Linked DNA regions of Homo sapiens: region 1 is linked to region 2. A link is a loop called in an ENCODE intact Hi-C map of the cell type or tissue named here. Cell type or tissue: CD4-positive, alpha-beta T cell. All regions are shown on one strand. Links, peaks and the distances in the headings refer to the core of each region. The heading gives the core; the rest is flanking DNA.

The links. Peaks named below come from ENCODE experiments on the same cell type or tissue, not always from the same donor. Only the 100,000 strongest peaks of a DNase experiment are listed, where the experiment ranks them.
Region 1: a loop joins it to region 2, with 4 times the contacts of the local background. A loop is called at or near these places in 4 of 110 quality-filtered maps.

The regions. Positions count from the first base shown.
Region 1 is chr3:45,926,334-45,931,333 of GRCh38, reverse strand. It overlaps FYCO1 (FYVE and coiled-coil domain autophagy adaptor 1), which reads left to right. Exons shown (of 18, transcript NM_024513.4): 16 at 53-263. Among named protein-coding and RNA genes, the nearest start is that of CXCR6, 15 kb to the left of the region's middle. In CD4-positive, alpha-beta T cell, for the core only: CTCF peaks have their summits at 1,868 and 2,081 (motif pointing right); a DNase peak (open chromatin) is centred at 2,103.
Region 2 is chr3:45,659,532-45,670,495 of GRCh38, reverse strand. It overlaps LIMD1 (LIM domain containing 1), which reads right to left. Exons shown (of 8, transcript NM_014240.3): 3 at 4,779-4,846; 4 at 2,140-2,202. Among named protein-coding and RNA genes, the nearest start is that of LIMD1-AS1, 24 kb to the left of the region's middle. In CD4-positive, alpha-beta T cell, for the core only: CTCF peaks have their summits at 4,972 and 5,178 (motif pointing right); DNase peaks (open chromatin) are centred at 5,145 and 5,745; H3K4me3 peaks cover 1,408 bases; H3K27ac peaks cover 1,863 bases.

The DNA.
Region 1 (5,000 bases), core at 1-5,000, 260 kb before region 2:
ACACAAACACTTTGCCCAGTCAATCAGGTCCCTCTCTGTATTTTTATTTTAGGATCAAAGTACCCCTCACAGTGGATGAGATCGCCAGCTTCGGGGAGGGTAGCAGGGAGCTGTTTGTGAGGTCCAGCACCTACAGCCTGATCCCCATCACTGTGGCCGAGGCAGGCCTCACCATCAGCTGGGTCTTCTCCTCTGACCCCAAGAGCATCTCCTTCAGTGTGGTCTTCCAGGAGGCCGAGGACACACCGCTGGATCAGTGTAAGGTAAGGCTGGGCTCCCTGCCTGTGGGCTCCTTACACACACATCTGGGTACTTGGGCAGGCCTTTCTCAAAGCAGGGCAGTGGCCATCCTATCCTCTGCTGGGCAGGCCTCACTTGGAATGTTCTGGGCAGTATCATGCAGAGAAGGCAGAGCACCTGGGCCTTGTCCAGTTTGGGGAGAGAAAGACCCAGAAGTTCTGGAAAGCTGTTCTCAAATGTCTGAAGGTCACACCTGTGTGAAACAGGTACAGTCTGCCCTTGGGATAGATGGGTAGGTGAAAGAGGAATACAGACGTATGACTCAATTTAAGGATCATTTTCTAATAGAGCTGTGCAAAGCAGGAATGGATCACCTTGGGAGGTGGTGACCTCTCTTCCTCTAGTTTTTAGCTTAGGGTGCATCTCAACCCGGAAAGGTGTCAGTAGAGACAACCCCAATGTCACTTGGGTGGTCGAGCTTGAAATCTTGGTGGCAGGTACCAGTTTATAAATTCCTAAGACATTCTAGGCATGGAATGTTGACAGTGCCCGGACTGTTGTTCTCAACCTTGGCTGCAAATTAGAGTCTCTAGGGGTGGGATCCAGACATCTCCAAGTGATTCCAATGAGCAGCCAAGGTTGAGAACCACTGGTGTAGATCAGGGGGTTGAAGCCAAAGTGGAAAGGATGAGGTGGAATCCAGACCACAGGGACAGAGGTTGGGCAGGGCTCCATGGGTGGCTGATTCAGTATGGGGCAAGGAGAAGGGAGACCCATGCCTGAGGTCTGAATTTGATGCCTGCATCTCTGCAGAGAAAGGGTGTAGAGGGATATGGGAGGGAGAGATGGTTTGCATGGAAACACAAGTTCCATTTGAATCATTCTGAGTGAAAGAAATGGTAAAAGCCGTTGGGCCTGCTGGACTGGAGCTGAAAATGGATCCTAGTCTGGGAATATGACTGCAGAAATCTCCATTTTGCAAGAATTGCAAGGATCAAGATAGGGAAAAGCTAGCTGAAGTCATGTGAAACAAGAGTTCTGTGAAGTCTTTGCAGAAACATCTAATAGTCCCTTGTGTGTTTGGTCCACTGGGTGCCCTCGAGGGGCTTGAGGCTGAGGGATGAGGAGGGCCCAGAGCAGGAGAGCCCAGCTAGGAGACACATTGGGCCACACAGCAGTTCCTGCTGTGGCGCTGGCATCCCATAGAGGAACACGTACCCGTTTGGGTTTGCTCTCCTGCCATCCTGCCCTGTTGGAATCTGCTCAATGCAGGGATCGCTTTTGTCATTTCTCTGCTTTTCAAACTCACTCTCAAAATGTAACTCTACTCCCTTGGGTTGGCCTTGTTTATTGGAATCTCATATTCTGTCTTATTTAAAACCGCTCTGCCCATCTTATTCTTTTGGGGCTTGTAGCCAGCTCCTCCTACCTACCTCTGGAGCCCTTCCTTCTTGAGCAGTTCTGAGCCCCCACCCAGGAGGTCCTGGTGCGGCCAACATGCCTGTCAGCTCCACACTAACAAACGGCAGCACTGCCAAGAGCTGCCCTTGCCACTCACCATCACGTTCCCCAGACCCACCAGGCCCCCAGCCCTGAATCCACCCAGATCAGACACCGTGAGTGTTTGTGGCAGGGAGGGAAGGGACGAAATCAGGGATCCAGGCCTTTGCTGTTTTGCCTGCCCATATGTGGCTGGGCTGTGGGCCTCTCCCCTTGCTCAGTCCCTACCCACCGAGTCCTCAGCAGCCTGGGGTTCCTGTGTGGCTCTACCAGGAATCAGGAACTTGGGGACCTACTGAGCCTTCCTCCTCTAGCTTCCAGGGGGCCCCACTGCCTTTCCCCACAGTGACACCAGGGGGCAGAAGGGGCCCGTGTACAGGATGCTTAGGTGCTCCTCTGCCTTCACAGGCCACTGTCACCAACCACAGATGGGGGTGGCTGTTATCTCTGCCTGAGGTCCCCCAAAGAGACCATGGCCAGGGTAGCCTGTTTCCAGACATGTGCCCTCAATATCTATCCCGGGGACTCCCCGAGTGCACTCCTGACCAGCCTGGGCCTTAGAGGAAATGACAGATGCAGTGCAAATTGCAGCACTCAGACTTCATGATTACGGAGGTATAGACACAAGGAATTATGCTGTGTATTTGCAACCATTTATTGAGTGTGTCCTGTATACTGGACTCTGTAGGGCCCACGGGGGATAGAAAGATGAAGGGATAACATGGGATCTCCCGTTGAGGAGCTCACTGTGTAATCAGAGAGAGACTCTAATAAATAGACATTTGTGATTCCAGGTGGTTTCATGACAGGGGTGGGTGGGCACTGTGGGTACCCCTGGGAAGGATGCCTAGCCCAGCCTGGGGAACAGAGATGAGGAAAGGAGACCCCTGGGCGATGATGAAGACCACAGTGGAGGAAACCAGAAGCAGCATTGTGAGGTGAGGCGAGGGACCTGTGGGCTTGAGGAGAAGCATCCAGGTGGATGGAATAGCACAGCAGAAGGCCAGCCCCGTTTCTAGGGGCACCTGTCAGACACTCTCCACCCTGTGCCACCCTCTCTCCAGACCCACTTCCTCCATTATAGTCATAGACTCGACACTGAGATTGGAGAGTGTGAATCTAGGGGAGGCACTTGATGAAAGAAATTATGAACCAGGTTACCAGTGTACACACCGCTGGCCTGAGGCCCAGGGACAAAGTGGAGAATTGGATCCAGACTCTGTCCTCTCTCTGGGCAGAGGATCCGTCTTTGGCCAGAGGTCGATGGCCTGTTGGGGTGGGCTTCAGAGGGAGTCAGAGGAGGAATCAGCTGACAGCAAGGACCCTTGACTTTGTTTTTTAAAACAGCTTTATTGAGATATAACTCACGCACTTGGAATGTACAGTTTAATGGTTTTTAGTATATTCACAGAGTTGTACCACCATTACCACTGTCTAATTTTAGATTCTTTCCATCACTCCAAAAAAGAAATTCTGTGCCCATTAGCAGTCACTCCCCAACCTCTGCCCCCAGTGACCACTAATCTATTTTGTGGATATGCTGATTCTAGATGTTTCATGTGAATGGAATGAATGAAAAACAGCTGGAATGAATGAAAAGGCTACAGAGTAAGATGTTTTAAAGAAATGAAGAGTATCATTTTCAAGAACGCACATTAATCTATGTTAAACATGCCCTCTTCAGGGGACCTGCCTTAAGGAGCTCTTGATGTTGCTTGTAATCAAGGTAGTGAGTGCGAGGGTGTGCAGGGTGGGCACACCAAGGTCCCCATGCAAACAGCAAGCCTTCCCCTCCAGCAGCTCCTTCCCATACACCCCTGCTGCAGTGTCTGAGACCAGGCCAGAGTTGTTAGGTTGTGGATCACAGAAACAGAACCAACCCCTCACTCTCCCGGGATCCTTAGTCCCTGGTGGAACTAGAATGTGATAGAATATTAATGGAAGTAAATGAGACGCCGTGTGCAGAAGAGGCAGCACAGAGCCTACGTGTAGCAGGCCCTCAGTGTACACTCTTTGTACACCTTTGTCCCCTCCAGCCTTGTCAGGGGCCCGTCCTACTCCCTCACCACTACCAGCTGCCAGCCTGAGCAAGCACACTGTTGTGTTAGGAACACAATGCTCGCTCTCCCTCCCATGCCTTTTTGATTCCCCTTTTGATTTCCCTTCGATCCACACGTTTGAATTTGTTATTTAGTTTTCAAATATTTTGAGATTTTCCAGAGATCTGCTCTTGATTTCTAATTTAATTCCATTGTAGACCTAGAACATACTTTGTATAACTTGAATCCTTTGAAGTTTGAGAGGTGTTTTCTTAATGGCCTAGAACAAGGGTGTCCAATCGTTTGGCTTCCCTGGGCCTCGTTGGAAGAATTGTCTTGGGCCACACATAAGATACACTAACACTAACGATAGCTGATGAGCTAAAAACAAAGACAAAAACAAATAAAAAAACTCATAATGTTTTAAGAAAGTTTACGAATTTGTGTTGGGCTGCATTCAAAGCCTTCCTGGGCCGCGGGTTGGACAAGCTTGGCCTAGAATGTGACCTACCTGGGTGAATGTGCCGAGTGCACTTGAAAAGGATGTACCTTCTGCTGTTGTTGGGTGGAGCGTTCTTTTTTTTTTTTTTTTGAGACAGTTTCACTCTTGTTGCCCAGGCTGGAGTGCAATGGCGCGATCTCAGCTCACTGCAACTTCTGCCTCCCAGGTTCAAGCGATTCTCCTGCCTCAGCCTCCCAAGTAGCTGGGATTACAGGCATGCGCCACCATGCCCAGATAATTTTGTATTTTTATTAGAGATGGGGTTTTGCTATGTTGGCCAGGTTGGTTTTGAACTCCTGACCTCAGGTGATCCACCCACCTCGGCCTCCCGAAGTGTTGAGATTACGGGCGTGAGCCACCGTGCCTGGCCGGAATATTCTATTATAGATGCCAATTAGGTCAAGTTAGTTGATGGTGGTGTTCGTCTTCTGTTTCTTCATTGAGTTCCTGTCTACTTATTCTATCAATTATTAAGAAAGAGGTATTGAAATCTCCAACTATAATTGTGAATTTGTCCATCTCTCCTTGCAATTCTACCACTTTTTGTATCATGTATTTTGAAGCTCTGTCATTAGGGGCATAAACGTTTAGGATTATTGTCCTTTTAATGAACTGACATATTTATCATTATGAAATTATCCCTGGTAATATTCTTTGATATAAAAGCTGTGTTATGTAATATTAATACAGTCAAACCAGCATTCTTTTGGTTAGCATGC
Region 2 (10,964 bases), core at 2,385-7,384:
CTGAACAAAGTTAAGTAGGAGACCCCAGCCAATGCCACACAGAGCAGAAGAATTGGCCTGCTAAACCCTGACCTAAATCCTGACCCACAGCATGAAGCATGATGATAAATAAGAAATCACTATTGTTTTAAACTACAAAGTTTTAGGGTGGTTTGTCATGCAGCAATAGATAAATGACATACCCTGAGGTTATCCAAAGAAGTCTTAGGATTACTAGAACTAAGAATAGGGTATAATCATACTCATAAATTCAGAGCATGTTGACTTCATATGAAGTAGGTTTGTCAGAAGGACACTAAAAACAAAGGCAAATTCTGCTAAAGAAATAGAGCCCTACAGAGTCTAGAAGATACCTGGGAAGGAGAGGTAAGCATATGTAGCTTCTGCCTACCTCCCACTGCGAGCATGGGGGAAGGGCCACGTTTCCCAGGGAGGTCTTGGCTACTAATGAGGACATGGCTCTAATAGGGCTAAGACCTCTGCTGAGGTCTGTCAAAGCCTGGGAGATAGCAGATATTCATCACGAATGGGGAGGGCTGTGGGTCACTGATGTTTTATAAATATTAGCATATAACCAGCAGAAATGAGTGTTTATGTCCATCAAAGACATGTTCAAGAGTATTCACAGCAGCTTCATGCATAAATAGCAAAAAACTAGAAACCACCAAATCCCCATCAACATGAGATGGAGAAATAAATTGTGCTATATCCATACAATGGAATTCCACTTAGCAATACAAATCAATAAACTACCAATACAGGTAACAGCATGGATGAAGCTCAAAAACATATGTAATAAGACCTGAAAGAGTCTATACTATATGTTTCTATTTATATGAAGTTCCAAAACCAGCAAAATGAATTTCTGGCAATAGAAGTTGGAATAATGGTTGCCTTTGTGGGAGTGGGGTCTTGAGTGGGAATAGACAAGAAGGAACTTTCTGGAGTTTGGGAAGTGTTCTATATCTTGATCTGGGTGGTGGTTACAGGGGTATATGCACATGTGAAAACTCGTTCAGATGTACACTTAAGATTAGTATCTTTTACTCTATGAGTTATTTCTCAATAAAAAGGTAAAATTAAAAATACTAATAATTAGAAATTATCTTCTCTAGAATGAAATTAATGAGTCAGCTTAGAGAGGGACTTAACTGTTTCCAACTTAAAGTATGTTATATAATCATTTCCTCTGATCAGTATATTAAAGAACTTCTTAAAGGCTGGTTTCCAATGGTGAACAATTTGATGTTGTATTCATTAACCTCATAACCTAACCCTCTAGGGAAAAATTGTCCCCACTGAAGACCTGAAGCCCAAAATAACCTCAGAGAGCCAGTGACTGAGCAAAGAATGGAATGTATAAAACCTGGTCCTTGCTCTGCTGTCTCAGAACTAAATGACAGGCCCTAAAAACTCATCTTCGTAATGGTGTGAGCTGGGCATAACACAGGGAGAAAAACAACTTTGCTCCTCTGGCTTTCTGCATTTGACTCCAAGGTAGCTGAGATTTCTGCAGTAAAAACAGACTGTATTTAGCATCTCACCTGGGATGCCACAAGGATCACAGAGAAGCCAGAGGGAGGCCAGTGCGATTCAAACAGCCCAGAGGAGGAGAAAGCATTATCGGAAACATGATAGCGTGTGCTCTAGATGGTTAAAGATGTTAATTCCAATAAAAGCCAACAATGTGGGTTCTATTAGAACAAGCAAGCTGTACTTTACAGGGACTTTTTTTTTTTTTTTGAGGTGGAGTCTCACTCTGTTGCCCAGGCTGGAGTGCAGTGGCGTGATCTTGGCTCACTGCAAACTCCGCCTCCAGGGTTCAAACAATTCTCCTGCCTTGGCCTCTCAAGTAGCTGGGACTACAGGCATGCACCACCACGCCCGGAAAATTTTTGTATTTTTAGTAGAGACAAGGTTTCACCATATTGGCCAGGCTGGTTGGTCTCAAACTCCTGACCTCGTGATCCGCCCGCCTCGGCCTCCCAAAGTGCTGGGATTACAGGCATGAGCCACTGCGCCCAGCTGTAACCACAAATCAAGATAAGAAACACTGTCCTCAATTATTAATTTCTTTTTTCTCTGAACACCTCCTCCTCCACCTGAGATGCTGTTCTCTTCTTTGGCTGACCTACTCACCATGTCCATGATCAGATGTCCACAAAGAAAACACCTGTCAGCCGACTGCTGGAAACCAGAGTACTGCAGAAGAAAAAGAAAAGAAAGTTAAACCCAGACTGGTAAGATGAATCAGCCACTTCCCCAACAGCCAAGAGGATTATAAGGAATTTCTCAGAAAGATGTGTCACTCTGTGCAGAATTCTGTCATCCCCAAGTACAACACAGCTGTGGGCTGAGTCATAGAATATTCTCTGCCACGAAAGCCATCACAAATACTAGTACCACTCACTCTAACAATGACTGTGTCTGGGCACCCACAGCATGCCAGGCTCTATGTAAGGGACTGTATATAGAGATGCTTTAATCCCATCTCAGTGGTTCTCAAAGAGCAGTTCCCTGGCATCACTTGAAAGCTTGTAAAAAATGCAAATCCTTGGGCTCCACTCCAGACCTACTGATTTGGAAACTCAGGGGGTGGGTTCTGGCAATCTGTGTTTTCACAAGCCTTTCAGGGGATTCTGAAACCATCACTCTAATGCTTACAACAATTCTGCAAGGTCTACATTATTACCCAGAATCCTCAAATAGAAGCAGAGGGCAGCTCAGAGAGGTTAAGTGAACTTTTCAAGGTCACACAGCCAACAAAGGGTAAGGACAGAAATCAAATTCAACTCCGGTTCTGGTTAAAAAGCTAATGCCTTTTATAGTTAGCTTCAAAGAAACTTAATAAATATCTACTTTACCTTACCTTATCTTACCTAAACACATACACACACACAGTCTTGAAAGACATGAGGTGCTCTCTTCAAAAAACATACTAGATGCTACACGCTAGACTAGAAGTTTGGGTATTACAAACACAACTTAACTGGGGGAAACCTTATGAAAGGAAGCTGGGAAAAACAAAAAAGGGAAACTTTCTGCAACTCTACACCATGTGGTGGAGGTTTCTGTTGTCTGGCACCTACGCCCCATTCTGGGGGTAATAGCTCTCTATTTTCATTTGAGATCCAGCCCCCAGCTCCACACCACGTGGCTCCCATCACCATGTGGGCTGGCTCCATGCCAGGGCCCAGGCAGGGCATTGACAGATCTGGCCCATCAGAGCCTTGCATTCCTCCAGCACTGTTACTTTTTCCAGGCGTGGGCATGTGGCCCAGTAAGAGCCAATGAGACTCCATCAGACGTCTGTGGAGGATTCCGAAGGAGGGACTGGCACTCTTGCCCATCGGATGTGAAACTGAGAGAATGTAAACTCTGGGGTCCTCCCAACATCTGGCCATCACATAGGACCTGAGACTGAAGCTAACACTGAGATACACGGCCAAAAACTGTGGAGAAAATGACTCCTGAGGCACTGCTGGAATAATTTCCTTTTTACTTAAGCCCGTTTGGGTTTGCTAGTCTGTTTCTGGCCAACAGGAATCATAATGAATCAACTTTTCAGTGAAAACCAAATAGAGCTTTTCTCAAGGGAAGGCAGGGAGAAGCTGGCCCTGAGCCCATCTCTGCATCTCACATTCCTCATCCCTGAGATGACAGAGTCATTTCAACCACCAACTACCAAGCACCCAGTCTGCATGGCATCTTGTTAGAATCTGCAGGTGTGAAGGTGAAGACGCATGTTCTTTCTATCCTGGAAGCTTTCAGTCAATGGAGGAGAGACTTGTAAGCAGACATACTGCTCAGGGCTAACAGCCCACAGCCCTGCCAGGGCAGGCCCTGGGCATGGTGGCAGCACAGAAGAGCTCCTCCATTGTGGGTGCAGGAGGGACAGGAAGGCTGTTGGGGGGATCTGGGAAAATAAAGGGGCAAGACATTGCAAGCAGGGGAAATGGCCCAAGCAAAGGCACGAAGGCATGAGGTTGCATAGGTGTGGGCAGCTGGGGATTCCAGACCTCGGAGAGCTTCTGAGTGTGCTTTGTACCCTGCACATGCTGGGACCAAGCAGGCCAGGTTTATGCCCTATAAGGCCTCTTGATGCGGGTGTGCGGAGGCCGTTAAGCTAGCCTGGCTGAGCCATGCCGGAGGTATGAACGGAGGCAGAATTGTGGAAGACATGGCAGCACAGAGTTCAACGCCTGGCTGCGTTCAAGGAGGTGGGGTTGAGGACAAACCTAGGAGGCAATTCTCACAGATCAGGACCCAAGGCAAGGTAAGATTTTTCTGCTTCACAGAAATATGGTGAGGGGCTGGTACGTGAGGGGTTGGGACACAGCCCAGGGGCCAGTGGGATGCCAGCAGCTGGCCTCAGAGGTGCGGCAGGGCTAGAGCTCAGGTCTGGGAGCCACTGGCACATGGATGGACTTCCAGTCCATGGGAGAAGCTAGATCCCCAGAGAGAGTGGGATGAGAAGAAGAGAGCCCAGGTCCCAGTCCAGTGGTCTAAGAGGAGGAGTCCAGGGTGGTGGAAGAGGCAGAACTGCAGAAAGCAGCAAGAGGATAGCCAAGTGACCCCACAGTTCCTTCAAAGTACAAAGCTGTGTGGTTTGCCATTGGCCTCAGGAACATGGCCACCCCCAAGTATCTACAGAAGGAAAGGCAGGGCCCCTCTCTCCAGCAGTGCAGCTTCCCTACACGCTGGCCCAGGTCCCCCCAGGCCCCTGCCCTCTGACTCTGGCCAGGACATGCAAGGGGAGGCTTCGGTGACACACTCACCAGGAAGTCTTCTTCACAAAACACTTTGCCGTTGACAAAATAAAAGGCTTTTCCTCTCAGCTTCCGGCCTAAGGAAAAAATCACAAACACAGGGTAAAAAAAGAAAAATTTTAATATGCAGTGGAAAAAGTGAAAAGTGAAAAGCAAAATCTTTAGGCAGAAATAAACACGTAAAAACCGCCAACTGTCAATGACACTTTCCAGTTCCTAAAAGATGCCGTGGCCCTCGGCGAGAGGCAGGCAGGCTGAGGCCGGGAGGAAGGGTGCCCTGGCAGGTGCTATTTGGCAAAAAGACTCAAGGGCTGACTTGGAAGTCATCCTACGCTCACCTTCCAGCACCTCCTATCTGCTTGGAAAGATGCCAGCAAAGCATTTGGTGGCAGGACAGCAGAGGCAACACAAGGGGGCATCCAAGCAACAGTCTCTTGTGAAGATGCAGTTTCCCACAGGCATTTATGACAGTCACCTTGGACATATGCTCCAGGACCATTGTGACCGCCTATCAGGAGAGTCCTATACATTGGTTAACTATTATTTTCCTATCTTTTTCTCACCTAAACTGTAGAAAACACACATTGTTGGAAGGATATTTTTGTTTCTCTTGACCTAAAACGAGTAGGCGGGAGTGGGAAAAGTTCAAAGCACCCTGATTCCTTGGATGGAACTCTTGCTTCCATAAGGCTAACACAGGTAAACATCCTTTATCAGTCCCTCTCATCTCTTATGGAAAACACAATGGGGCTGTGAGCTCAAGGTCAGCAGAGGGTGTCCCGGGATCCCCTACTTGGCAGTATTCACAGATCTGAGGGCATTTCCAGTGCTAGGCTCAACACATACTCAACAGGCAATGTGGGGGTTTCAGAAACTGAATGAACTCTCTGCAAAAAGTTAAACCAAGCCCTTTGGGGCCAGCCCACAAAATGAAAGTAAAATCATCATTGTCACAAACAGTGCCCGAGATACAGAGAAACCCGCCAGACGAACACTGGCTGCCCTCGCCTGGTGACGCCCACAGGAGGCAAAGCAGCGCAAGGCAGATAGCGACAAGACTGTCAAAGAACATTCCTCAGACCTCAGAGAGGACCCTGAAAGCATCAACGCAGCGGAAAAGGCATAAAAAAGGAAGTAACTTTAACTACAAATCCATCTTCTTTGCTGTGGTGGTCGTTGCTACCAGATCTAGTGTTGTCTGAATGTTTCCCCCAGCCCTCCTGTAGGTTCCTGTAGGACTTTTTAATACTCTGAGTATATGCTACATTCCTTGAAGATATAGCTAAGTCAGCTTCATACTTGGAGGGGAAGCTTTGGCAATACTCTAACAGAGTGCAGTACATGTTGAGTTAAAGAAAAAAGGAAGAGTAAGCCATGGATCAGAAGATGGCCAAAGCACATATAAAATGCTATTAGTATCTGGCCGGGCACAGTTGTTCACGTCTGTAGTCCCAGCATTTTGGGAGGCTGACACGGGAGGATCACTTGAGGTCAGGAGTTTGGGACCAGCCTGGCCAACATGGTGAAACTTTGTCTCTACAAAAGGTACAAAAATTGGCCGGGCACAGTGGCTCAAGCCTGTAGTGCCAGCACTTTGGGAGGCTGAGGCAGGTGGATCACCTGAGGTCAGGAGTTCGAGATCAGCCTGGCCAATATGGTGAAACCCCATCTCTACTAAAAATACAAAAAAGAGCTGGGCATGGTGGCATGCACCTGTAACCCCAGCTACTTGGGAGACTGAGGCAGGAGAATCGCCTGCACCTAGGAGGCGGAGGTTGCAGTGAGCCGAGATCATGCCACTGCACTCCAGCCTGGGTGACAGAGGGAGACTCTGTCTCAAAAAAAAAAAAAAAAAAAATTAGCCAGGCATGGTGCCACGCACTACTTGGGAGTCTGAGGCAGAAGAATCACTTGAACCCAGGAGGTGGAGATTGCAGTGAGTCAAGACTGGGCAACAGAGCAAGACTCTGTCTCAAAAATAAATAAATAAAATAAATTAAAATAGTATTAGTACCTAAGACACAAAGAACACCAATTAATAAGAAAAAGATAAATAATCCAATGGGGAAATGAGCAAAGGGCAGGAAGAGAAAGTGCATAGAATAGAAAACCTGTTATACCTTAGGAATAACCAGGATTATTAATCATAACCCCAATATCTATAATAAAAAGATGTTCTATCCTATCAACAATCAGGATAATGCAAACTAAAACCACAATGAGATTCTATCTCACTTTCATAGATTGGCAAAAATTACTAAATCTAATAGCATGTCTTGGAAGGTGTGGGACAAGAGGAGCCCTTTCACACTGGTGGGAGTATCATCAACTGGGATGACTACTTGGGAACAATTTGTCAAGGGCCAATAGATCTGAAAATACACATAATCCACAACACACTTCTAAGGTTGCCCCTTGAGAAGATTACCCAAACATGCATGAGGACAGACATGTATGGATGTTCACGGCAACGTTGTTATGGAAAAACTAGAAGCGTCTTCAGTGTTCACTAGATATGAGAATTGATAAATAGACGAAGAAACTGGAGCTGTATTTACTGGATGTAATACCAGACAGCAGTCAAAATGAAAGGGCTAGATCTATGCATATCATTATTAATTGAACTGAACACCAGTGCAAATAAGGCAAAATGCCTGAAGATATACCAATGATCGTATATGTGTAAGTTTGAGAGTGCGCACACACACATACACAAACTAGTACTGTTTTGTTTTTTTTTTTTGAGACGGAGTCTCGCTGTGTCGCCCAGGCTGGAGTGCAGTGGCACGATCTTGGTTCACTGCAGCCTCTGCCTCCCAGGTTCAAGTGATTCTCCTGCCTCAGCCTCCCAAGCAACTGGGATTACAGGCACTCACCACCATACCCGGCTAATTTTTGTATTTTTAGTAGAGATGGTGGCCAGGCTGGTCTCGAACTCCTGACCTCAGGTGATCCACCCACCTCGGCCTCCCAAAGTGCTGGGATTACAGGTGTGAGCCACCATGCCCGGCCACAAACTAGTACTGTAAACTAGTACTGTATGTTTTTTATTGACAATAGTATATATGGTAACAGTAGGAAAATTTCAATTCATAATGGCAGCTGCCCTAGGGAAGGAAGGGAGAGGATGGGAAAAGGAATCAAGATGATTCCAATTTTTATATAATATTTTATTTCCTTTATAAAAATACAGAATCAAAGCTACAATGTAAAAATGTCTGTGCATTCTGGGTGATAGGTAAATAAGGATTATTTCCTATAGTACTTTCCAGTAGGTTTTAAAATACACACACAATTTTTATATATTTAATTTCCTTTATAAAAAATATCAAACCAAAACTATAATGTAAAAATGTCTGTGCATTCTGGGTGACAGGTAAATAAGGATTATTTCCCATAGTACCTTCCAGTAGGTTTTACACGCGCACACACACACACACACACACACACTTAGGTGAAACACCGTAAACGAAAAGGCAATAACAAACTAGAGCAAACATCTATACTGTATGACAGAAAAGGATGTAACTCTAATATGAAAATAACTCAAGTAACAGTCCTATATAAAAAATGGGTAAAGAATAGGCAGACAAACCACAAAATAAGTATGAATGATCAATAACTATAAAATAAAATCTTTAGCTTTCCTCATGATTTAAAAAATATTGCTGCCAGGCACAGTGGCTCACACCTGTAATTCCAACACTTTGGGAGGCCAAGGTGGGAGGATCACTTGAACCCAGGAGCTCAAGACCAGCCTAGGCAACACAGCAAGATCCCATCTCTACAAATAATAAAAAAGTTAGCTAGGTGTAGTGGGGCACGCCTGTAGTCCCAGCTACTTAGGAGGCTGAGCTAGGAGGATCACTTGTGCCTAGAGGTTGAGACTGCAGTGAGCTGAGATCACGTCTGTGCACGCCAGCCTGGGCAATAGAGTGAGACTCTGTCTCTCCAAAAACAAACAACAACAAAAAACCCTATGCTTTACCTATCAGACTAGCAAAGCTTAAAAAGAATGATAACCCCAGTGTTAGTAATGACACAGACAAACAGATACTTGTTCACACTCTGCAAGGGATAGCAGAAGCTAAAACAAGCTCTTAGGAGAGAAATTTGTATTAAATGTCAGTAGAATTTACAAAGTTCAGATATTTTCTCCCCAAAAATTCTATTTCAGGAATTTATCCTAGTTCCAGAAATCGTCATCTCAGATTTATAATAGCTTGCTAAAAATGAGCATCAAATGTCCAATTCCTATTAAATGATAACCCATATACATGTTGGAATATTATGCAGCCATAAAAAGATTGTGTTTTCAAAAAAATATTTATTGACAGGGAAAAATACTTAAAATATTTTAAAGGAAGTATATAAGTATGTGGGTTACAGTTATGAACACACTCACATATATGATGACAAAATTATGTGTACACTCATACACATAAGATGTACACCAAATTTTAAGTCATTATCTTTGAGTGTAAGAAATAGGTGATTTTCAATTACCATTTTTTCCTGCAATAATTATGCATTATTTTTATAACCTGAAACAAAGTTTAATGGAGTAGGGGAATGTGGGTGGGGGTGCATGGAAGGGATAATAGGACTTACATAGAAGGCCACAACTCTTTAGGTCTCCAAAGCTGCTCTCTTGTCCTCCCCTCAAAGTTACTGTTGCCCTCTCTTCTAGAAGGTCCCCATCCTTGAACGTTCGCAGTATTTTCTGACTCTGCTAAACTAAGGTACCAAGAATGTCTACCTACAGCTGGGTGATCTCAGGGATCATCATCAGAACCCCCTTGACAGCCATGGAAATTAATTTCAGTTACTTAAACTTTCTCTCTATAAAGGGACTCCAGAGAACTCGAAGTTTTAGAAAAGAAAATGAGAACTAACTAGAGTATCTTTCCCATACTTTTCCCACGTCGGACACCTACCTGGGTGACAGCTGATCTGCTGCCCTCTGTCCCTCCCCAGGAACAAGGTGACGAGGAACACAAACAGCCCACCTGGCCGGGCGCGGTGGCTCACGCCTGTGATCCCAGCACTCTGGGAGGCTGAGGCTGTTGGACCACTTGAGATCACGAGTTCGAGACCAGCCTGGCCAACATGGCGAAACCTCATCTCCACTAAAAATACAAAAATTAGCTTGGCATGGTGGCACGCGCCTATAATCCTAGCTACTTGGGAGGCCGCGGTAGGAGAATCGCTTGAACCTGGGAGGCGGAGGCTGCAGGAAGCTAAGATCGCGCCATTGCACTCTAGCCTTTATGACAGAGAGAGACTCCGTCTCGGGAAAAAAAAAAAAAAAAAAAAAAAAAGACAGCCCACCTAAGAGAAGCTTGCTCAACCAGTAAGCAAAACTATTCACACACTGTCTGATCACAAAGTCCAAATCTTTACTTGTGGAGCTCCCCACTTTCGCCTCTTCCTTCTCGGAATTCCCGCAGGGTAAACTCATTCCTCAAGAGAGGAAAGAAGGTGGGGCTGCAGTTGCGGATGGGGCCCCTAGAGGGAGCTAGGAGGCCACCAGGAAACGGCGCAGGACTTCCAGAGCTTAGGCTTCTGATCCAATGTATGGAGAACACAGCAAACAGCACTTTGGTTCCAGGAATGGGGTTAGCAAGTTCTAAGGAATCTGAGCTGGAAATCAACGTTTTGTGTAATAGGGCGAAGATCACCTCTATTCCAAAAATCACAGAGGAAGATCATTGAACATGCAGAAGCACTGAACCCTCTAGTGTTAAGAAACAAATTAAACGAAAGCTTTTTCATCCAGGAGATCAACAAAGATTTTTTAAGTGTTTGTGATTGTTGTCACTGTATATTTTCATAAGCTACTGCTGAGAGTGTAAGATGATAAACTCTCCCTGGAAGGGAAACTTTAAAATGTTTATCTCTGACTCAGTGAGGTTATCTGAGACTTAGCTTTGGGAAAGAATTTTAAAAAGTGAATAAATATTTACTTAGATCCAAACTGGCAGCCTTAGAGGAATGGTTATATAAACCAGAGTACATATAAATGATGAAATGTTACATAGCTATTTAAAATGTCATTTAAATAGTGTTTTAGTCATATTGGAAAATGCTTATATATAGCATATATATATGTTTGGGGATAGCATATATATATGTTTGGGGTTTTTTTGAGATGGAGCCTGACTCTGTCACCCAGGCTGGAGTGCAGTGGTGCAA